2 separate regions of the Homo sapiens genome follow, and region 2 is linked to region 1. Evidence: chromatin loops called from intact Hi-C (ENCODE). Cell type or tissue: PC-9. All regions are shown on one strand. Each heading gives the region's core, and the rest is flanking DNA. Links, peaks and the distances in the headings are about the cores only. Region 1 overlaps SLC28A3 (solute carrier family 28 member 3). Region 2 overlaps KIF27 (kinesin family member 27).

Region 1 (12,076 bases), core at 2,628-10,627:
CATAAACCAATGATAGCAGAAGCAAAACATGACTTTGAATTAGCTTAGGGGCTATTCAAGATGTTCCAAGATGAAGGTGTCATTAATGATGTCCAATGTCTCTTTACACTACCTTTATCTCTCCCTCTCTTTTTCTTCTTCTTCTATCTTATTCCAACAATAGAATTTAATAAAGAGCTGAAGCCATATTTCCTGTTCTTGAATTTAGAAGTCAATCATTTCATGACCACTCTGACCAAATTGCTTCACAGACAGGTGTTGTTAGCCTCTTAATATCTTTTACTGTGCTGTAAATAATATGTAGTATATAATGTTTCTTCTTGTTGTTGTTGTTGAGACGGAGTCTCGCTCTGTCTTCCAGGCTGGAGTGCAATGGCATGATCTCAAGTCACTGCAACCTCTGCCCCCTGAGTTCAAGCAGTTCTCCTGCCTCAGCCTCCTGAGTAGCTGTGATTACAGGCGCTCACCACCACACCTGATTAATTTTTGTGTTTTTAGTAGAGACCGGGTTTCACCATGTTGGCCAGGCTGGTCTCAAACTCCTGACTTCATGATCCACCCACCTCAGCCTCCCAAAGTGCTGGGATTATAGGCATGAGCCACCACGCCCAGCAGTGTATAATGTTTCTTTTTTTTTTTTTTTTTTTTTTGAGACGGAGTCTCACTCTATTGCCCAGGCTAGAGTGCAGTGGCGCAATCTCAGCTCACTGCAAGCTCTGCCTCCCGAGTCCAAGTGATTCTCCTGCCTCAGCCTCCTGAGTAGCTGGGACTACAGGCGCCTGCCACCACGCCTGGCTAATTTTTTTGTATTTTTAGTAGAGACGGGGTTTCACCATGTTAGCCAGGATGGTCTCGATCTCCTGACCTCGTGATCCGCCCTCCTCGGCCTCCCAAAGTGCTGGGATTACAGGCGTGAGCCACTGCGCCCCGCCTATAATGTTTCTTAATCTCACAAATTTTGAGGATCAGGAACCCTAAAGGAAAAAGACTTCCCACTGTTGGTCTAGTGTGCCCATTGTGAAAGCATTTTTATAAACAAAAAACAATCTATAATCACCTTGCAGTCTGAAAGTTGCTGCCTTCAGACAGACTAGGAGTTTGCCTATTAAAAACAAATCAAAGAAGCAAATGAGAGTAAGAATAATCTTGGTTTCCACTGATAGATTCAATGAGATTATATCCTTGTTTATCTTCTTTCTCATCTACTGGAAGGTGTTGTGCTGGTGAGAGGATTTCCAGTTCACCGTGGCTAAACAGGTCACATCTTTAGAACTTCAAACACAGTGGACTTTGTTCCAATTAACTCCTAGAAGTAGCACCTTGAACTTTTTAGTAGTCTTTAGCACAACTATAATTAAGTAATCAATTGTATAATTCATGGTTGAAAGCTTTTCTTTCTTTTTTTTTTTTTTCTTTTGAGATGGAGTCTTGTTCTTGTCGCCCAGGCTGGAGTTCAGTGGCACGATCTCAGCTCACTGCAACCTCTGCCTCCCCGGTTCAAGCAATTCTCCTGCCTCAGCCTCCCACCACCACCCTCGGCTAATTTTTGTATTTCAAGTAGAGACAGGGTTTCGCCATGTTGGCCAGGCTGGTCTCAGACTCCTGACCTCAAGTGTTCCACCCTCCTCGGCCTCCGAAAGTGCTAGGATTACAGGTGTGAGCCACTGCGCCCAGCCGACAACTTTTCTTCGAAACTCCCTGAGAATAGGGACCACATATGCAATCCCCCACACCCAAAGCAGTGTCCGTCCCATAGTAGGTGTGCAATAAATATTTGTTGGACAGAGCCCCAGGGAAGCACATATAACATTCAGAGTTAAGCATAAAAGGCTGATACAGCACAGGAAAGGAAGGAGGAACAGTTTAAGTAGAAGGAGGAAAATAATAAAGTGTGATATCACAAAAGTCAGGGACAGATCATTTTGAAGAGGAAGTAGTCTATGGTGCATGATGAAAACTGAATTTAGGGACATGGAAATCATTGTCTTTGGCAAGGGTGATTTCCATGGAGTAGTAAATGTGCAGGCCAGGCCAGGCACAGTGGCTCACGCTTGTAATCCCAGCACTTTGGGAGGCCAAGGCAGGTGGATTATTTGAGGCCAGGGGTTCAAGACCAGCCTGGCCATCATGGCAAAATCCTGTCTCTACTAAAAATACAAAAAAAAAATGAGCAGGGTGTGGTGGCGTGTGCCTGTAGTCCCAGCTACTCAGGAGACTGAGGTATGAGAATCACTTGAACCCGGGAGGTTGAGGTTGCAGTGAGTCAAGATCATGCCACTGCACTCCAGCCTAGGCATCAGAGCGAGAATCTGTCTCAAAAAAAAAAAAAAAAAAAAAAAAAAACAGTGCAAGCCAGGCTGGAATGAGTAAACATAAGTAAAAAGTACAGCTAGAAGATGGACAAAGGATACTTATCTATGAATTTTTGGCTGCAGGGCAATAAAAAATTAATAAAGGTGCAAATATTAGCGTTCAAGGGGGTCAGGGGTTAAGTAATATCGTGTATGGGAAAGCACAGCACCATGGCTGGCAGAGTCATGAGTGAAGGCGTGGTCACATTGCTCTCAGAACAGCTTCTCTGTGAGTGACTTTAGACTTCTCTGGTCTCCTTCCCAAATGCATAGGAAGTTCTTATGGCAGTGTCTTTCTCTACTCAAACAAATCAGCCTAAGTCAGAAAAAGGCAAGGAACAGTAACGGGAAACTAGAGCCAGTTTGAAATAGTCACACATTAATAAACACAAATGATCAACACAAGTATCAAAAGCAACAATAAGAGTGAAAGATAACCCAACAGCCGCAAGGGTAATGGTATCTTGGAGTGGACAATTCTGCATTTGTGACTTTTTACAAAATAATTTTTATGTTTTTATTTAAAAAAATAGAGAGACAAGGGTTCACCATGTTGCTCAACCTGGTCTCAAACTCCTGAGTCCAAGTGACCCGTCTGCCTCAGCCCCCCAAAGTGCTGGGATTACAGGTGTGAGCCACTGCACCCAGTCCATGATGACTTTTAACTAGCCCCCAGCTCTGGAAACCCTGTATTTAAGGAAGAAATAAAAATATACATCAATGCATTTGGAACAATTTAACTCAGGCCTTTTGGTCTTATTCTTGATATGGTTAATGTCATAGATAAATAAAGCTGAACACTCATTAAAGTGATGAAGATGGATTTCAGTGAGTAATAAACTATTGCAGTAGGGAAGAGGGCCCAGCGTGACCTGAAGTAGGAAATTGGCCTACTTATCCTACCTCCTACGTTTTCTTTTCCTTCCCCTTCAAGTAGCCTTCTAATGATTTTTTCTACTTTGGCAGAGGACATAATGTTTATAATTTGTTCTAGAATCATAATCCCTGGAATCATCTTAGATTTTATTATCAAATAGATTCAAAATGTACTAACTCTCTTTTTTTCATAATTTCTCCGTTTATCATTTGTATGGCTTCTTCCTCTAGCAGTTTCTTCAAGAAAGCTCATGGAAACCATATTCCTTTTTCTTTTTTTTTTTTCTGAGACAGGGTTTCACTTTTGTTGCCCAGGCTGGAGTGCAATGGCACAATCTCAGCTCACTGCAACCTCCGCCTCCCAGATTCAAGAGATTCTCCTGTCTCACCCTCCCGAGTAGCTGGGATTACAGGCACAGGCCACCACGCCCGGCTAATTTTTGTATTTTTAGTAGAGATGGGGTTTCATCATATTGGTCAGGCTGATCTCAAACTCCTGACCTCAGGCGATCCAACCTCCTCAGCCTTCCAAAGTGCTGGGATTACAGGGGTGAGTCACCACGCCCGGCCTGGAAACCATATTCTATGAGGACTCACATGTTTAAACTTTCTTAAAACTCTTATTATAAACCTTCCTTTAAGTTTTCTCCTTCGGGTACAGCACTCCCTCTCTTTCCCCTTTCCCTGACATTCCCATACATATGGGTTTCCTCTGCCTCCTGGCTCACAAAGTTCCCAAGGGAAGAATGTTAACAGTGTTCTGAAGCCATAGACATTGCTAGTGTTACAGCCACTCACAGCAGCATACAGAGACTTGACTTCTTGCACCCAATCCAAAGATCCCTCAGCATTGAAAGGTAACAGTGAGCCCCAGGCTGCCCACTGGGTCTCTTGCCACAGGTACTGCTGCTCCTTACCTGGCCTCTAAACCCACACAGGCAGGCAGGTAAAACAAGAACATCTCTGGGGAATGGTCTAGCTAGTGCCCATTAACTCACACTAAGGATTATGCACACCCGAGACTTGAGCCAGAAAGTTACATGAACCAAGTGAGTCAAGACCAATAGATAACGATCAAGGACTTCTAAAATACAGTCTTTGAAAATGCAATCATTCCTAGGCAAAATCCATGCAGTCGAAGAATAACATTTAGAGAAAGGGCCTTAAAACATTTGACATTGGTAGATGGTAAGAGTAAAAAAAGAGTTGAAGTGGGGTATGATCCCAAACAATTTTGAGAGATCAGATTCACCAAACAGATGTTGATTTTGATAAGTCTAATTTCAAATACAGAGGACAACACGACTGTAAATGCCCCAGAACAAGCGAGAAGCAAACTAAACCATGAAATTAACTTAATAGTCAATGAGCACTTACTATGTGTGCCACTGGATGGAGCCACCCAACTTTGTTAGGTAGGTACTGCCTCCATTCCCACAAGAAGCAAGACCACTGAATGAGTGCAAGACCACTCATGCAATTTGCTCTGGCAACCAGGCCAGAGCAAATTCTATAGTGAAGAAAGGCTCTCCTAGCACAGTGGTGGTACCTCTGCAGCAGAAAAACCCCCACCACAAGAACTGAGAAATGGAAGCCAGGCTGTGTGATTACAGCACAGTGCCAGGGAGAGGCTGAAGAATGTCAAACCAGCCATGATGACAAGACATGTCCACAGAGGCAGGAGTCCCCACCCATGTTACTCAAAGGATATATTCCACTTAAAACCAGCGTACAGGGCAGGAAGACCACTATTGTGGCTTGAGAAATGACCACAGAGCCTAGGTGTAGCTAAAAGTGGCCACAAGCTTCTCTGGAACTTTCAACACTTCTATAATTTATACCTTTGTCTTTTAATATCTGGAGTTCAAATCAGGCTTTCTAAGTTCTAATTTCCAAACGGAATTTAATTCCTAGGCACACTACTGTGTCTTTTGATCTTCACCAGGCCCAAAGAATCACTCCTCTATAGGCACAAGATGGTCTGGGGAGGGACAGTCTGGGCTGAGATTCTACCCCAGCCATTTCTGGCTACACAACCCAAGTCAAGTGATTTACTTATCTTTGCCTCAGTTTCCTCATCTGTGAAAATGTGGATCATGGTACCCACCTCATAGGCCTCTTGGAGTTGTTGTTGTTGTTGTTGTTGTTGTTGTTTTGAGACGGAGTCTTGCTCTGTCGCCCGGGCTGGAGTGCACTGGTACGATCTTGGCTCATTGCAACCTCCACTTCCCTGGTTCAAGCGATTCTTCTGCCTCAGCCTCCCAAGTAGCTGGGACTACAGGTGCCCGCCACCACGCCCAGCTAACTTTTGTATTTTTAGTAGAGACGAGGTGTTACCATATTGGCCAGGCTGGTCTCGAACACCTGACCTCATCATCCGCCCGCCTTGGCCTCCCAATGTGCTGGGATTACAGGCATAAGCCACCACGCCCAGACAAGAGTTTTACACAGTGTCTCCTGCCTACTAAATACTGTATCATTTGGTGCAAAATAAAAGCAAAAACCAAAAGTAACAAGAGAAAAGTTAGTTTCATCCCAATAAAGTTGAGGTGGATGGTACAGAGCCGGGGTGAGCCTCCTGCTCAAGGCTTCCAGGGACCCAAGTTCCTCCCAACTCAGCACCCTGACATCACAAGGATGTGGGCCTTGTATCCATGGTCCAGTTGGAACCATCCTCACACTGGGCAGCAAGACAGAGGAAATGACAAAAAGGAACAAGTGCACCTGCCAGCCATCCCTGGCGGAACATTCCCCGAGCTGCCCCCAACAGGGCACCCTTTCTACTTTCATTTCGTTGCCAGAACTTAGTTGCAAGGGAAGCTTGGATATGTAATCTTTTTCCTAGGTGACCATGTGTCAGCTAACATTCTTTGAAAAGGGATACCACAAATAGGGGAGTCATTTTAGAAATTTCCAGTGTTCTAGAAGTTATTATATGGTTTAGAAAGTGAATGAAAGGAAGAAAATAAAAATGCCTCTGTCCATCTCTGCCTCCCTCTAATAGCCACATAGAAAGTGCAAGATCAAAGAAATGGTGGGAAACAAACCCCAGGCACAATGTACTCCTGGTTACTAGGCTGTCCCTTCAAAGGGGGCTCAATCAGGACCCTCATCTTTTAGCACACCTAACAACTAAAACTAACTAGAGAAATTAAATGTGTAAGCTGTAAACGGCCTAGACATACTCACAATGCAATTCCCTCACCTTTCTTACACATTCAACAGAGGGATAGATTTTACCATGAGAACGCAGTCGTGGTTGTAGGGCGTTAAGTGTGCAAAGGTATTTAGTAATGTGAGTTGCTAAATAAATGGAAAGAAACATTGAGCTAAGACATTATCTGGGGCCCCATATCACAGCCCCACGACTCTAATTTAAAAAGAAGAAGAAAGACAGTTGTCTTAATGGTCATTTTCCAGGTACCAGTCAATATCCACAATAACCCCACTAATTCTGTTGGAAATCCTCAAGTGGGAGATATTGTTCTTCCAGAAAATACTAAAAGGCCAAGGCGTATACTCTGTTGGGGGCCAAATAAGACTATTACACAGTGGAGAACAAAACCACACGTGCTCTTGTTGCCACTTAAAGGAGTGCCCACTCTATCCCTCAACACACACACCTTCCACTTTCATTAACTTTAAAAACGTAGGATCCACCCGTGTTCCACCAGTAGTTTTCAGATCCTGCCACCAGGTGGCAGGAGGAATCAACGTCAAGAAGCTGAATCTCCTAATAGAATTAGAAAATGTCAGGATTCCGTAAGGATCCGCAAGAACCCCAAATCCAAACTGTGTTGTATGAATGAGGGAGTTAAGGCTTGAGAGAATGTGGCCTGCTCAGTAGGGACCCTAAGGACTAGCCCCTCAGTGACCTGTGTTCTGTTACTCCACCAATTCATGTTTGGTTTTATTTTTAACTTAGTATTAAGGAACATTTTAGCATCCACCAAAGTAGGAGAATAATAAAATGATTCTCCGGGTACCTGTCAGCCAACTTCAGCAATTAGCAACATTCTGTCATCTTCCCATACTATGTATATTTTTTCTTTTCATGCTGTTTGTTTGTTTGTTTTTTGAGACTGAGTCTCGCTCTGTCGCCCAGGCTGGAGTGCAGAGTGGTGTGATCTCAGCTCACTGCAACCTCTGCCTCCCAGGTTCAAGCAATTCTCCTGCCTCAGCCTCCCAAGTAGTTGGGATTACAAGCACCTGCCACCACGCCCAGCTAATGTTTGTATTTTTAGTAGAGACGGGGTTTCACCATGTTAGCCAGGATGGTCTCAATCTCCTGACCTCGTGATCCGCCCACCTTGGCCTCCCAAAGTGCTGGGATTACGGGCGTCAGCCACCACACCCAGCCCATGCTGTATTTTTATACCAAGAACCCAAGGGTACTACATTGCTGTGCTAATGCAACATTAAAATTACTGTGGGTCATTAATTCAAAACATTGTTAGTGTCTGCTATATGCAAAGAACTGTAGGATATAAGCAACTGTAACAAAAAAGGAAGTATGGCACAATACTTTGATGCATGAATCTTGTACTGTAACTTTTTTTTCATGTTTATTCATTCTTGTGTTTCAGTAAGTAGAAAATGCAATACAACTTGGAATTGCAATATTTGCTGGATTCCTGGGGCCAGTCAGAGATCTAAGTTAAAATTAGAGTCATACACTTGGTCTTTGAAGATGCAGTCATAGTCGTTGGGCTAACAGAAGGCATTTCCTGACACCATTTATCCATTACCTCACTCTAGAAAACGGCAAGTTGAAATGAGATGGGAGAAATATTAGATACCTCAAAAAAGATAAAAGAGACAGGAGACAGGTCCAGTGTTTGTCACTTCTGGAAACAGCAGCTGAGGGGTCCGGACGGCCCTATAAGAGCAAATCTCGTTCAGTTCCTTAAAGTAAAATCAAGACAGCCTCACACACACACAAAAAAGGGCATTTTTCTTATGACCATTACTGCCAGAGATTGCTTTAAACCAAAAAAAACCCATTTCAACATTTCGTAAATCTAACATCTAAGAATAAGGCTATTCAGCCTATGGTTTACCACGTTTTAGTTCATTTTATAAGTTGAAAATCAGTGTGATGTGATAGAAAGGAGAGTGGAAACCTGCCCCTGGTCCCAGCTCTGCCTATTGGAAAGTTATCAGGCCGAGATGAGGGCAATTGTCCTCATTCCTCTCTTCCCCTGGACCACTTTTGTATCAGAACAAAACAAAGCAAAAGTCATATGTTTCTTTTCTTTACTTTCTTTTCTTTTCTTTTTTTTTTTTTTCAGGTAGAGTCTTGCTGTGTCTCCCAGGCTGGAGTGCAGTGGCATGATCTGCCTCTGGGGCTCAAGCAATTCTCCTACCTCAGCCTCCCAAGTAGCTGGGATTATAGGTGCACAACACCACGCCCAGCTAATTTTTATATTTTTAGTAGACACAGGATTTTGCCCAGGCTGGTCTCCCCTCCCACTTCGGCCTCCCATCATGCTGGGATTACAGGTACGAACCACTGTGCCCAGCCGATCATCTGTTTCTTTACAAGCCCAGGATTTGTCAGCTGTTTGTTGAATCGGATGCTTCATCTGAACACCTAATCTTTGTTTGTCTCATCCTCCAAATTCCTCTAGGTATTTTTCATGAAAGAACATCTGTCTTTTGGCTGTAACTTTTTATTTTTTCAATCTGCACTTTTTTCTTAGAATGAAGAAAACTTTCTTGAGAACGAGAACACATCAGGAAACAACTCAATAAGAAGCAGAGCTGTGCAAAGCAGGGAGCACACAAACACCAAACAGGTACAGCAAGACTGTGGTGCATGACTCTAGTACCATGGCAGCCGCTGCGCAACAGGCACCTGAGAACAGTGGGCACAGAAAGCATGGCGCCCCACTGGCACGCAGAGGAACAGATTAAGTGGTAATTAAAGTGTGTGGGGGCATAGTCGTAAAGAAAACACACACGCCCAAACAAAGAGATTTTGTTTTTATCCACCTGTCCTCAGAGTTCCCTGATGGGAAGCATCACTTCACTATTAGGAGTTCCAAGCTCCATCTCAAGGAAAAAGGCATTGGCTTAGACAAAAGCATCTGAGCTTTAACGTAAATGACAGAAACAAGAGGAACCCTCTACTATGGTTCTGAATCTGGGTCCATCATGCACTCGCATTCCTTAGTAGCTTTATACCAGTCCGAGGGACTCTTGCTTAATTTCACTTACATGTTGAATTCTGGACAGGAGTTTATTTAAAGATGGCTTCCTGTTGCCAAAAAGGTGAACAAATTACCCATGTAGGTCACCCCTTAAAAGGTAATTCAGGGCCGGGCACGGTGGCTTATGCCTGTAATCCCAGCACTTTGGGAGGCTGAGGTGGGCGGATCACTTGAGGTCAGGAGTTCAAGACCAGCCTGGCCAACATGGTGAAAACCCATCTCTACTAAAAATACAAAAATTAGCTGGGCGTGGTGGCGTGTGCCTGTAATCCCAGCTACTCTGGAGGCTGAGGCAGGAGAATCACTTGAACCCAGGAGGTAGAGGTTGCAGTGAGCCGAGATGGCACCACTGTACTCCAGCCTGGGCGACAGAGCGAGATTCTCAAAAAAAAAAAAAAAAAAGGAATTTGGGGTGCCCACTAGTGTGTCATTTTGTGAGGAGTTTTCTCGTGGTAAAAGAATCACTTTTTTTTAAAGTAGACAATTTGGAAAACTTATTGTAGCAAAATTTGGAAAACCAAAAAAGGCTTATAATTCAAGAAAAAAAGTCAGTGCCTAACATTTTGGAACACAGCCTTTTTTAATGCAAACATACACCCACATGCATATGTCATCTGTATTGGAATCATACCATGCATAGTACAGTGTTTGGTAACTGTCTATTTTGCTTAATTGATTGTAAAAAATGTTCACTAAGTATTCTTCAACAAACAAAAAAGAAAACAATACTTATGTCCACATAAAAACCTACACATGGATGTTTAGAGCAGCTTTATTTGTAATTGCCAACACTTGGAAGTAACCAAAATGTCCTTCAGTAGGTGAATGAATAAATAAACTGTGGTACATTCAGACATGCAGTGTCTTTCAGCGCTAAAAAGAAATGAACTATCAAGCCATGAAAAGACATGAAGGAGCCTTAAATGTACATTACTGGGTAAAAGAAGCCAATCTAAAATGGCTACCTATTGTGCGATCCCAACTATACGACATTCTGGAAAATGCAAAACTATGGAGACAGTAAATAGTGCTTTCAAGGCATCAGGGGGTGGTAGGGACAAATAAGAAGTGTGGGGTTTTTTGTTTTTTTGAGATGGAATCTCGCTCTGTCAGCAGGCTGGAGTGCAGTGGCACAATCTCAGCTCACTGCAGTCTCCACCTCCCGGGTTCAGGTGATTCTCCTGCCTCAGCCTCCCGTGTAGTTGGGATTACCGGCACCCGTCACTGTGCCCAGCTAATTTTTTTTTTTGTATTTTTAGTAGAGACGGGGTTTCACCATGTTGGCCAGGATGGTCTTGATCTCCTGACCTTGTGATCCGCCTGCCTTGGCCTCCCAAAGTGCTGGGATTACAGGCATGAGTGACCACGCCTGGCCATAAGAAGATTTTTAGGGCCATGAAACTAGTATGCCTGATACTACAATGGTGGATACATGCCATCATACATGCGTCCAAACCCATAGAATGTACAAGACCAAGAGAGTCTCACTGCAGACTTTGGGTGATGGTGATGTGTCCATGTAGGCTCCTCAGTTGTAACAAATGTACTTCTCTGGGTTCATTTGATAGTGGGGAAGGTGAGGGTGGGTAGACAATACATGAAAAATCTCTATAGTTTCAGCTCCATTTTGCTGTGAACTTAAAACTGCTCTTTTAAAAATATTTTTAAAATATTTTTTTCATAAAAACAAAAATTTAGATATTTTTCAATTATAAATGAGGATATGAAGGCTGAGGAGTAGCTACTGGATTTGATAGCAATGGGCCTTGGGTGACATTGGCAGGATGCATTCAGCAGAAGCACAATCACAGTGGGTAGAGAAGTGGGCAGGGTGTGAGGAAGTGACCTCCAAAGAGTAAACACAACTCTCTCCAGCGGCCTGGCTGTGAAAGGAAAGAGCGGTGCAGATGTCCCATGATTGTGGGAGTCAAGGGAGATTTGTAGTTGTTGTTTTTAAAACATGAGAAAAGATGGAAAAATAAGAGCCAACAATAGTAATGTTAGATATACCATAGATAGCAGGTAACTTGGGGTACTTTCACTGCAAGAAAATAATAATGATGACCATTTAAATCAAATATTTACCAAACATTGACTATTGGCTAAGCTGGGAATTAGATAGAAATAAATAAATAAGACTCAACTCCAGCCCTTCCTCAGAAGCTGCAGCTTGGACTCAGCTGGTCTCTCTTACAATTATCCTCACACCTTCCTTGTTCCTAGGGTCCAGCCCAGAAAATGAAGGTAATCTGAATCAGAAGAACAATGGAGTTTGGCCTCGTGGAATTATAGGATTTTTGAGAATTCTTTCATCTCAGACACACACTAATGATTTATTTCTATGATTTCTGTTAAAGAGAATCAAAGGCCACATTGGATATGACAGAAGACAAGTGCTGAGATTTGACATTATACTTCTTAGAGCACACTCAAACTGCTCCACCTCCATCTATTTCCTCCCCCACCAGCTTCTGTACCATTGGTTACAAGAGCCAGGCTTATTATTTGAGACATTATTGGAGACTGGAGACAGGTAGGAAATCCTCTGCCATCCTGGAAATAGGATGGGTCATGGATATTTGAGAGCTCAAACTGTACCTAGAAAGATTGTCCATGAAAAAATGGGATGGGTCAGAG
Region 2 (12,076 bases), core at 1-8,000, 480 kb after region 1:
GGATCTTCATCCTGCTCTTTAACCAAACAAACAGACAAATCTAAAACATAGTTAATCTTGGAGAGGTGTAAAATGAGAACAACACTGTTCTGACCAGTTTACCCAAGGAGTCTAGTCTTGATAATAACGTTGGAGATACTATTTCAGCTAATTTGCTATTCTACCTAGAAACATTTAAAATGCTTCTATTTTTGGCTATAAAAATAATGTATAGTCATTATAGAAAAATCTGAAAATGAAGAAAACAAATCAGTTATAATCCTACCCACATTTGAGCATAATTCTTTTCATATTTTGCCCATGCTTTAAAATATACAGTTGCAATTATATTGGGGATATAGTTTACACTATATCCTGTCTCATAATGCTACTCTAATATAATGACATGAAACAAGGTTTGTTTGAATTATAAAATATAGCAATTTATATCAAACTCTGAGTTTCATAAAATGTTTTACATGCTTAATAATCAGTATCCTAGTTAATAACTATCTTGGTATTTGCTGCAGTGTTTTTTCTGTTTGTTTGTTTTTTGTTTTTGAATGGAGTTTCACTCTTGTTACCCAGGCTGGAGTGCAGTGGTGCTATCTCAGCTCACTGCAGCCTCCACCTCCCAGGTTCAAACGATTCTCCTACCTCAGCCTACTCAGTAGCTGGGATTACAGGCGCCACCATCAGGCCCGGCTAATTTTTTGTATTTTTAGTAGAGACCATGTCGGCCAGGCTGGTCTCAAACTCCTGACCTCAGGTGATCCACCAGCCTTGGCCTCCCAAAGTGCTGGAATTACAGGCGTGAGCCACCGTGCCCGGTGGTTCAGTGGGTTTTGATAGAAGACTGCCTACAAGAATTATATTTTCTTTGAATATTTTTGGCATTTTCAAATTGCAGAAAAATTCATCTTTTGACTAAAATATCTTGGTCACTTGATGGTCCTCCCTCTGTTACAGTGTATATGTTTTCTAACATGAGGATAAAATCAGTTTTATATGAACCTACATTCTCTCTACTTGTATTTAAACCTATCCTTGTATCAATTTAAATCACTATAAAACTATATGTAAGGATAATAGAGTCAAAAGATCTGGGTTGGAATCCTTACTTCTTTTACTAGTTGTTTGACCTTGGGCAAATTAATCTTTCCCTAGTCGGTTCCCTCAATTATAAAATTCTGGAAGAGGGAAACTTTCTTGTGAAGAATCCAAGTGGGCTTTGGAGTGAGCCTCAACAATGAGACTCTTTCCTTAAGATCTTTTGAAAATAAGATGCCTTACTCCTTCCCCCAGATACTGTCACCTGGGGAGCAGGATTTTTTTTTTAGAGTTGGGGTCTTGCTGTGTTGCCCAGGCTGGAGCTACCGGTAGTGGTACATTCATGGCTCACTGTAGCCTCAAACTCCTGTGCTTGAGCAATCCTCCCACCTCAGCCTCTCAAGTAGCTGGGGCTACAGGCATAAACCACCGCACCCAGCTAGGGAGCAGGATTTTTTAAAGCTTCCCAGTGACTCTGATGTACTGCAGAGTTTGGGAGCCACTGTCTGTGGTCAACTTAGTATGAGTTCCATGTACGAGGATCTAGATCATTTGCTAGTTCAGGTTATTTGATTTTGAGAGATTTTTAAAAACTAGAGAGTCAGTTATGTTTTAAACCAGGGGTTACAAACTAGAATGCCTACCTGAACCAGAGTGAGCAGTGGGGACTGCAGCAGTCATCTAAATGGTCAGTGGCAACGGTGTTCCAGCTGCTATTGCAATTCAGAAACTGTTAACTCTTATAGTTTTTCTAGAAAAGCTGTAAATCTATATTTTTATATGAAACTTTTCAAATTTTAAATCTTGGGTCAAGTATTACTAACATTATAGGCCAAGCAAAACATGTCTATGGGCCAGATTTGGCTTGAGAGCTGCCAATGTGCAACCTGTGTTTTAAAACTTTGTCTTGGCAGGACTGGGCCAGGTGCGGTGGCTCATGCCTGTAATCCCAGCACTTTGGGAGGCCAAGGCAGGCGGATCACCTGAGGTCAGGAGATCGAGACCATCCTGGCTAACACGGTGAAACCCCATCTCTACTAAAAATACAAAAAATTCGCCGGGCGTGGTGGCGGGTGCCTGTAGTCCCAGCTACTAGGGAGGCTGAGGCAGGAGAATGGCGTGAACCCAGGAAGCGGAGCTTGCAGTGAGCCGAGATCACGCCACTGCACTCCAACCTGGGCGACAGAGCGAGACTCCGTCTCAAAAAAAAAACAACAAAAAACTTTGTCTTTGCAGGACTGAAAGTGTACTAAGCATGCATCAATATATTGAAGTTGGCATTTTTCATCATATTAGGTCTAGTACTTGTATGCATTTCCCTTAAGCAAGTTTTTGTCTTTGCTATTAGATATTCTTTGATTTAAGAACCTCTAGCTTTGATCTCTTCACTCTAATTCCAGTGGGGTGTCCCCACCAAGGGCATATTCTCTCATCTCCATTTCGATGACAGAAATTGTGGCGCACACCCCAGAGTACATTCAGACAGGAGAACCCCGCTATCATGCTGGGAGTGCCAACCAAGGCCAGATTCCCACACATATAATGCCAAGTCCTAGAGTTTTCCCTCGAGATATGGGGCAGAGCCAATATTATCCAGTGCTGGCATCACTTGGCCATGATTTAGAATTCACTAGTAGCAAGAACAGCAGAGAAGGCAGGCATGGAAAGGCACCAGAGGTGCCCAAAGCACTCTTATGTTTCCAGGGAGTACCAAACCCCCAAAAGACTATTTCTCAATTTGTTCCATGAATTAAAGTTGTGAGTTATTCACATGCAAGATGCCTGTAAGTGAAATAAAAATATTCATATTCACACATCTGTTCATCTAAAATAAGTCATTTAACAAAAAAGTTGAAAAACATTATGCATATTGGGTGATAATAATGTATTTATGTTAAGATGTTTTGATTAAAATACCTAATTTTGAGGAAATAGTATCTAATTTTTTGGTTTGGGGATTATTTTTAGATCAAGAGGCTGGAGATGGAGTCCTGAAGCCAGAAGGAGGAGGCATGCTTTCAGAAGAATTAAAATGGGCATCCAGACCTGAAAGTATGAAATTAAGTGGAAGAGAAAGAGAAATGGACAGTTCAGCAAGCAGCTTAAGAACACAGCCAAATCCTCAAAAGCTCTGGGAAGATATCCCAGAATTACCTCCAATTCATAGTTCTTTAGCACCCCCCAGTGGGCATATGTTAGGTAATGAGAATAAAACAGAAACAGATGATAATCAGTTTACAAAATCTCACAGTCGACTGTCATCCCAAATTCAGGTTGTGGGAAATGTGGGACGACTTCATGGTGTCACACCTGTAAAACTGTGTCGAAAAGAATTACGTCAAATTTCCGCCTTGGAACTATCATTGCGACGTTCCAGTCTTGGAGTTGGCATTGGATCAATGGCTGCTGATTCCATCGAAGTATCTAGGAAACCAAGGGACTTAAAAACTTAGACATTGAATAATAGAACTTTTAGTAGATATGTAAAAAGATTCCTTTTTCTAACCTGTTAAAAACTAAAGCTCAAGTTCACTACCTCTTTCCTCAGAATAAAGGAAGAAGGGGAGGAAGGAATCCCTAATTCTTTTATATGCTATAGATGTGTACATCTTCTATATATATTTGGGGAGTTTTAGTTTATATTCCCATAGTAATCAAACATGTTTTCCAATACTTGATAACATTTAAATATTTATAAATACGCTTAAATGTTTTTCCAGGCATATTTGAAGATTAAAACTAGTAATAGACTAAAATATCTATCAAGTATGTATTATTATATAATATAAATGTACATCATAAAAGTATGTTACAATATAACTATATTATTGTTATTCTCAAATACAAGTATATTTTTTTTTTAAAAGATCCAGCTAAATCTTGCTTTTGTCAGAGGGAGTCACCTGCTGCATATGTGGGCTAAGACAACCTCTCAGCTTTATGGATTGAGGCTCATTTACAGTCCTCAGAACTCACAGAAACGGTCAGTCCTGACTTTTTAAACATGCTCACTGTTCTGTTTCTGGAATTTTTTTGGATTTTTAAAAATTTATAATGCTATCTTTTATGTTTGCTAATATTATGCAATATAAGTTTTCATGTCTTTCCTGCTCTATACACTCAATATATCTCTCATTATGTTACTAAAACTGGGAGAAATGAATGCTGTTCCATGGAACACGGAAATTATAGAATAAAACTAAAGCATTCTAACATTTCAAGAGAAAGAACACTGGTTATGACATCTCTGGTCACATGGAGTATGTCTGTAAAGCTTGAAGTCTTGCCAAAGCATCTTTAATGATTTGATGGGCTTAAGTCTGATATTTTTTTCTATAACCTCCTTAGTCAGGCTTTGCACACCGGCCAAACTACACTGGGGCTGTAAATATGTCAATGAAATTTTTACTAAAATCTCCAAGTTTTTCTGGTCAAAATTTTACTATATAATGTACAATTTAGTTTGGAATTAAGAACTAAACAGTTTGCACACCAAATGTAGTTTGTACTTTTTAACCATATTTTTCAGTTATAGGAAACATCCATTGTAATGACCTGAGGAATTATTTTGTTACTTATGTTGTTCTTTGTTACTTTTCCAAAACACTTGTAAACCGAAGTTGAGTTTCTTAAACTAATTAATGTTTTGTTGGGGGCTGTAGCAAAACCATCCTGACATGGATGCTTACTCAGAGTCACCCACTTCCTTGCTGAATCCATTTTTTTCTGATGTAGTGCTGCTACAGACCTTTTCCTTTTGTCCTTTCCTCTGTTGCTGTGGATTTGATCATCTCACATAGGACCCAAACTGTCACCCTGTGCTCAAAGACTTAAGGCTTCCTTTCTCTCATTGCTAGCCCCTAGGGAGTAGAGTTTCTTGGTCTCCTTGCTAAAAACCAGTTCCTTTAGGAAACAAACCAAAACAAAACAAACTTATAAAAAGGAAAATATCTCTTAAGCATGGTACTAAAATTTATTTAAATTAAATAGATTTCTGTGGACTTACCTGGGAATGAAACAATTTATAAATATTGGTCCAATGAGATACTATTTTCTAAATTTCAAAAAACTAATTTACAAACTTAACTGGGAAATTTTATTTTTACCAGGAACTGTTTGAAGTCAGATTCTGGTTTCCAGCTAGTCTTCCATTTTTATAAATTTATGTACATTTATATATAAATATAAATCATACAAACCAAAGGTAAAACATACACATTATAAATATGTATAAATGCACTGACCTTTTGCCATTATTATATATATTTCATATATATATATGTATATACACTTGTACATATACAAGTATATAAGGAAATGTGTTTGTATTTCCATAAGTAAAACAAGTATGTGTAAATTAATTATTTCTAACTAAGGCATAGCACATAATCTTACAAGGAACTTATAATTAGGATCTTTGTTAATAAATACATATTTATTTAAATATATTATTGCTGTGCTTTGTTGAAGGCACTGACCTTTTACCATTATATATACTTGTATATAAACACTTGTATATATATAGTATTATATATATACTTGTATATAGATATAGGTTATACATTTTACATTATTTCACTTTATATTATTTCATATCATATTTTATATCATGATATATCATTATATAGCTATAATGTATATATAGATACACTTGTATATATACATAGATATAGATATATATAATGGCCAAAGGTCAGTGCCCTTAGCAAGCACAGCAATATTTATAAATAAATATTTATTAATGAAGATCCTAATAATAAGTTCCTTATAAGATTAAGTAATGTGCTATGCGTTATTTAGGAATAATTCATTTAAGAATGTATTCTGATACTGGAATCCTACTTGCTCAAGAAATTAACACATACTTGTTTTACCTGTGGAAATACACATTTCCTCAAAGCCAACTCACTAATAAAGCAAGAAAATTTATATCAAAACAACAATGATTAGGTTTGACTATGCAATTGTGAGTTGATTTCTAAATAACAAAGGTATGGTGTTTTTCTTCCTTTTGGTTAAACATATATCCTTTATATATATGACATTTCATGCCACATATGCAAACACACATATAAATAACGTCGTGAATAATATATTCTGGAAATGAACCTCTGGTCATTCTAGTTTAGTCGGTGTTCTCACAAAGGAAAGAAAAAAATTAGACACCTACCCAAGGCAAGTAAAATTATTTTTTTACATATACTAATAATGATTTTACTTTTTCACATGCTTTTTCTAAACATTTTGTCACTTTATTGCCTTTTTGCATGTATATAAAATGTTTGTGGTTTTCTTTTTTTCGTTCATTATGTTCTTTTTTCCTCTTAACTGTAATAAAGCATTTGAAAGGAAAAATATTTGTAAAGTACTAGTTACTTTCCTAACTCTAGAGTGTTATAGCTAACAGAAATGGAAAATTCTTTATGTTGGGAACCACAGGTGGTGAGAACATTGATGAAGGTGCTTTTGTGCTTTAATGTTTGCTTTCTTTTTGTTAATGTATTTTTTTGTCGTTGCCTCAATTCTTCATATCTTCATGAACCCAGGGTCCAAGGAGTCAGCAAAAATATGATCTTCATTAATTGTGGACTAGATTGCCACTAGCCATTGCCTTGTTCAGTCTAGGCCAGTAAAGTGAGGAATGCTTATTTGAGACTAAATTCCTTATATAGAAAAAAATAAAAGTCTTATACTAAGTTTTGGAATGACTATCAGGGAGTGAAATCCTTAGTGGGAGTTCGGTTCTGTGGTCAAAACAAATTCTCATACATTAAATGCAAGTATGACATATTTTGATCTTTCACTTATTTCCTTAGGCACCTACTCGTGACTTTAAAGCACTGGGGTATCAGTATTTGAAAGTTCAGGTAGAAAGTTACTTATGTCCACAATTCCTCTCTCAACTTCACTGGACTTTTTAAAAAAATTCATTATGTATATTTTAAACATTTAAAGTTGTAACAGATTATAGGCTGCCTTGATTAACACTGGTAATATATTCTTCTACATTTATATTTTCAGAAATTGAAAATATAAAGGTGAGAATGAGATCCATTTGCAATAAGCATCTCAAAAGCATTGGGCATGTAGTACTTTTGAGCTTATGTTGGCAGAAGTACACCAAGGGTAGGGTACTGGGGAGCCTCTGCCCGATAAGGAGAAGTATTTTATCACTGTCATTGCTGCTGATAAAAGCAGGCTGAGTTTTCATAGGTTTTGTTGTTTTTAAATTATCTGTAAACAATGCACCCCTTATTGCCTACACCAAGGTTGACTGCTGTGATTCCTTCCATTCCTTGGAATGTACTGCATACAAAGAAAGCATCAAACACTGGAATAGTGTTTGATTTTTATAATGGCTTTCATGTTGACCCCAACATGACTCCAACATGGAGGTAATTAGAACAAAGGAAATTATGAAAAGAAATCCCAGAAAAAGTTGATATTATAATGATGGCTTTTGATATTTTGCATAGTTCTCATTTGTCTGTTTTTATATTTCCTTCTAGGAATTTCTGCAGTGAGTCAACAGAATTGGCACTATTTGAAATGCTAACAGTGTAATTTGAACCCAAATATATTGAATAAGACTTAGATATTATGTTCTACTGGTTAATTGTAACACACAGCTCTATTGAGTTATCTACAGTACTTTAAGAGAAAAATACAACAATCTCATAGTCTGTTATAATGAGCAAGATCCCTATATGCCCAAGGAACAAAACCATTCACAACAGAAAAGAATAGAAAATTAAATATTTTTTAAAAATGTATACTTAATGATTCTTGGAAATTTAAAACTATCTATTAATAATTATATAACTAAAGTAGAAAAGGAATTATTTTAAAACCTTATTTGTATACTGTATTATTGTGTTTTCAAGCTTACTACAGTACTTATATAAAGCAAGGTATAATTTTTCAAGTCCAATGTGGTAAATATTGTTAGAAGTTATGTGAGCGCATGCACACGTATGTTTATTGCGGCACTATTCACAATAGCAAAGACTTGGAACCAACCCAAATGTCCAACAATGATAGACTGGATTAAGAAAATGTGGCACATATACACCATGGAATACTATGCAGCCATAAAAAATGATGAGTTCATGTCCTTTGTAGGGACATGGATGAAGCTGGAAATCATCATTCTCAGTAAACTATCACAAGGACAAAAACCAAACACTGCATGTTCTCACTCATAGGTGGGAATTGAACAATGAGAACACATGGACACAGGAAGGGGAACATCACACTCGGGACTGTTGTGGGGTGGGGGGAGGGGGGAGGGATAGCATTAGGAGATACACCTAATGCTAAATGACGAGTTAATGGGTGCAGCACACCAGCATGGCACATGTATACATATGTAACTAACCTGCACATTGTGCACATGTACCCTAAAACTTAAAGTATAATAATAATAAAATAAAATTAAATTAAAAAAAAAGAAGTTATGTGATCGGCCAGGCACGGTGGCTCATGCCTGTAATCCCAGCACTTTGGGAGGCTGAGGCAGGTGGATCACGAGGTCAGGAGTTCAAGACCAGCCTGGCCATGATGAAACCCCATCTCTACTAAAAATACAAAATTAACCGAGTGTGGTGGCACACCTATAGTTCCAGCTACTCGGAAGGCTGAGGCAGGAGAATTGCTTGTACTCGTGAGGCAGAGGTTGCAGTGAGCCGAGATCGCGCCATTGCACTCCAGCCTGGGCAACAGAGGGAGACTCCGTCTCAAAAAAAAAAAAGTTACGTGGTCTGCCTTATTTTTAAACGAACCATTCCTTGGACCCCACGCCACACTTACCAACAACAAATCATAGGCATGTACTTACTTACCTTTCATTTCCCACAATGATCCAGGATTCCAATAGCTCTAAGACAGATGACTGGAGTGGGAGGGAGACGGGGGAAAGAGGTTTATTTGAAAGCATTCCATAGACAAGCAGAGGATTTTCAAAAAATATTTTGAGAGAATATATTTCTCTGGCATAAGGACTGAAACTTAAATTCAACCTTTGGCTATCTCTAAACACTAAAGAATACTCTTGGTTAGTACTGACTTTGCCATTAAAAAATAACTTTTTTATACTGGTTTTTATTTTTCATACTGGTATATTTTTATACTGGTTCCTTTTCCTATGTTTACTATTCACTCAGGATATTATGAAAAGAAGCCATCCTAGATCGAATTTGAATAGAAATTGTGGAGCCATTCGATAGAGAATTACAAGAAATAGCAGTTTGTGGTAAATTCCAATGGCCTAACAACATACACTGAAGGAAAGCAGTTAGGACTTAAGTGATTTTACCTTTGAAGAACCATGAATGATATACCAAAACAAACAAAAAAATTGCTGTAGGCAAAATGGGATTTATTTTTGTAAAACAATGATATCTCGACTATTTTGCTTATTTTTTTTCCTCTGCTAAAATGTCCCTGAATTTGTCTACCGAAAAACCTGTGTATAAAAAAACTTTAATTCAAGATTACAAACCAGCAGCTACTCGCCTGCCTTGAGGGGCTGGATTAATATTATTCATTTTCATTTGCGGGCTGTAGTTGCACTTCACTGTCTATCCTCTAGGAATGAAAAGGAGTGAGGAGTTATCCGAGTTCAACTAACTGATAATTTTCATAATAATTTATAACTATTAAAGTCAAAGTTTTGTTGTTACTTTCTAGCATGCTTTTTCTAGATGGGAATAATGGGAACAGGGCAAGGTATTTTAATACTGAGGAGTTAATCTCCTTTTGAAATTCCCATCACCTGGGAGGGTTGGACAGCATCTGAATTGTTCCATTCAAGGCCTGGGGCTAAGCCCATCTGTTTCACTAGACATTTTCCTGGCTAGCTCCAGGTGTCACCAGCTGTTAGACATGACTAGAATGACACAGCCTGTAATTTTATTAATAGAGTACATTAAATGACATTTTCTAAACCAAACAGCCTTTAAAAAACTATTTATGAATCACTACCCTGCATTTAATATCAAAATCATATTTTTCAAATGAAACACAAATTAGGGAAATTACTATTTTTGTTACATAGTGAATATTTTTGTTACATACCCTTGCTTTATCAAATAAATGCTTTATCAAATGAAAGCACTTTGAAAATTGAAGCATCATATATGTTTAAGATTAAATTATAAGTAAGTTTTCCATACAGTTGGATGTCAAAATGGGATAACTGTTTGGAACACATGGTTGTTTATTTTACATATATGCAAATCATAAGACATCTTCTAAACAAATTCTCAGTTTTAGTTATATATATCTTCTAAACAAATTCCCAATTTTAGTTATGTATGTTTCAACAGTATAAATAAGAGTATTCTCTGGGAAGATTAATGTGAATTCTAGCAAAAATATTTTAAAGACTTGCTGAATCTATTTTTATAGGCATAGAAGTGCTTCATGACTATTTCGTTGATTTATGAGTGAAAGAGGATGTTTTTTACTGGATCTTTGGCCACCAGTTTTTGGCTATTTATTACTTATTTTTTTAGTAACAGTTACATTTGTGAGCTATTGAACTATGGCTGGAAAATAACTTTTCTTAAAACTGATAAGAATTTTAAACTATTTTTCCCCAAAGAAACTATAAAACAAGTAGTTAATTTTTTTTGCACATGTATAGGTATATGATCAAATAAAAAGCAAATCAGTCCTCATTTAGCATCTGAGACTTTTAGCTCCTAAATACAACAAGTGTATTAATTTTAACATTACCACAGTGGCCTCTCCTTCATAAACATTCAGAAGGAAGCTCATTCCCCTTAGTTTGCAAGTATCTGCCAGTGTAAGGAACATTTTGTCTCTAGATCACAGCACCTATGACCTGAGCAGCCAAGGAAAGAGAAGGTCAAGACTTTAAGGGTAATGGAACCTACAATCATAAGTATTCTAGTGGATTGTGAACAAATAAATCAGAAAAGAAGAATACTAACATACAGTTTTCCTGAGTTACCTTAAGTGGTATGAGGTATTCTTAGTAAGGTTTATTACAAAATTCAGTATCTCCCATGAGAAAGGAAGCTAGGTTTAAGCATTTGATTATGTGAGTTTAGTTGGCCCTTCACCCTTCAAGACATGGGCCAGTACCGTGGGGTTTAGTTCTTATATGGGAAATAATCTGTACCTCTTCCAAAGGGTGGGCTGGTAGCTAAAGTTATTTATTTCCTGAAAATATAAAAAAATGGCATCTATATGTAAATGCTAAAATGTAAAGATGGAAATTTCTACAGGCTTTTAATTTATAGGCATTTTCCTGCTTTATATTTTCTATCAACCTTTATATTTTTGCTGATAGAGTTGAAAACTAAAAGCCCTATCCCTCAAGGAACTTACAGTCCAGTGACATTACTTATGGAGAGAGTAAAGCAGGGTAAGGAGACAGAAAATTAGGGGTGCTTTTTCAGATGGAAATATGTTTCTGAGCTCACATATATATAAAGCTGTAAGAACTACATGTAAACATACTGATCAAAAAATGCTCTTCTAATGTATGCATGCTCAAAAGAAGCAAGTATCATAAATTGTATCTGAACACGGAAATCACATCCAACCAGCTTTGATGGAAGGAGAAGAGCACTTTACAGTTTTAAGTCTTACATTTGGGTCTCTGATCAATTTTGAATTAGTTTTTGTACATGGTATGAGTTAAGGGTCCAACTTCATTATTTTGCATGCAGATATCCAGTTGTGTCAATACAATTTGTTGAAAAAAACTATTCTTTCCTCATTAAATTGTCTTCATACATTTGTTGAAAACCAATTGACCACACAGGTTTATTTCTGGACTCAATTTTATTCCACTGGTCTATATGTCTGTCCTATGACAGACCATACCACACTGTCTTGATTATGTAGTAAATTTTGAAGTCAAAGTGTGAACCCATGAACTTTGTTCTTCTTTTCCAACATTTGTTCATTATTTGGGGTCCCTTAAGTTTCCATATGAATTTTAGGACCAGTTGTCCATTTCTACAAAGAGGAAGATGGAATTTTGATAGGAATTGCATTGAATCTGTAGATCAAT

The links. Peaks named below come from ENCODE experiments on the same cell type or tissue, not always from the same donor. Only the 100,000 strongest peaks of a DNase experiment are listed, where the experiment ranks them.
Region 2: it touches region 1 in a loop (12-fold over the local background); 8 of 110 quality-filtered maps call a loop at or near these places.

Annotation. Positions count from the first base shown.
Region 1 is chr9:84,310,308-84,322,383 of GRCh38, reverse strand. It overlaps SLC28A3 (solute carrier family 28 member 3), which reads left to right. Exons shown (of 18, transcript NM_001199633.2): 2 at 8,930-9,025. Among named protein-coding and RNA genes, the nearest start is that of SLC28A3, 24 kb to the left of the region's middle. In PC-9, for the core only: CTCF peaks have their summits at 6,720 and 6,923 (motif pointing right); no DNase peak of the experiment used is centred there.
Region 2 is chr9:83,828,407-83,840,482 of GRCh38, reverse strand. It overlaps KIF27 (kinesin family member 27), which reads left to right. Exons shown (of 18, transcript NM_017576.4): 18 at 2,998-6,384. The coding sequence ends at 3,482. It overlaps LOC101927552 (a long non-coding RNA gene), which reads right to left. Exons shown (of 6, transcript XR_001746793.2): 3 at 9,530-9,615; 4 at 8,871-8,920; 5 at 4,778-4,932; 6 at 2,900-3,453. Among named protein-coding and RNA genes, the nearest start is that of GKAP1, 17 kb to the right of the region's middle. In PC-9, for the core only: CTCF peaks have their summits at 3,049 (motif pointing right) and 3,258 (motif pointing left); no DNase peak of the experiment used is centred there.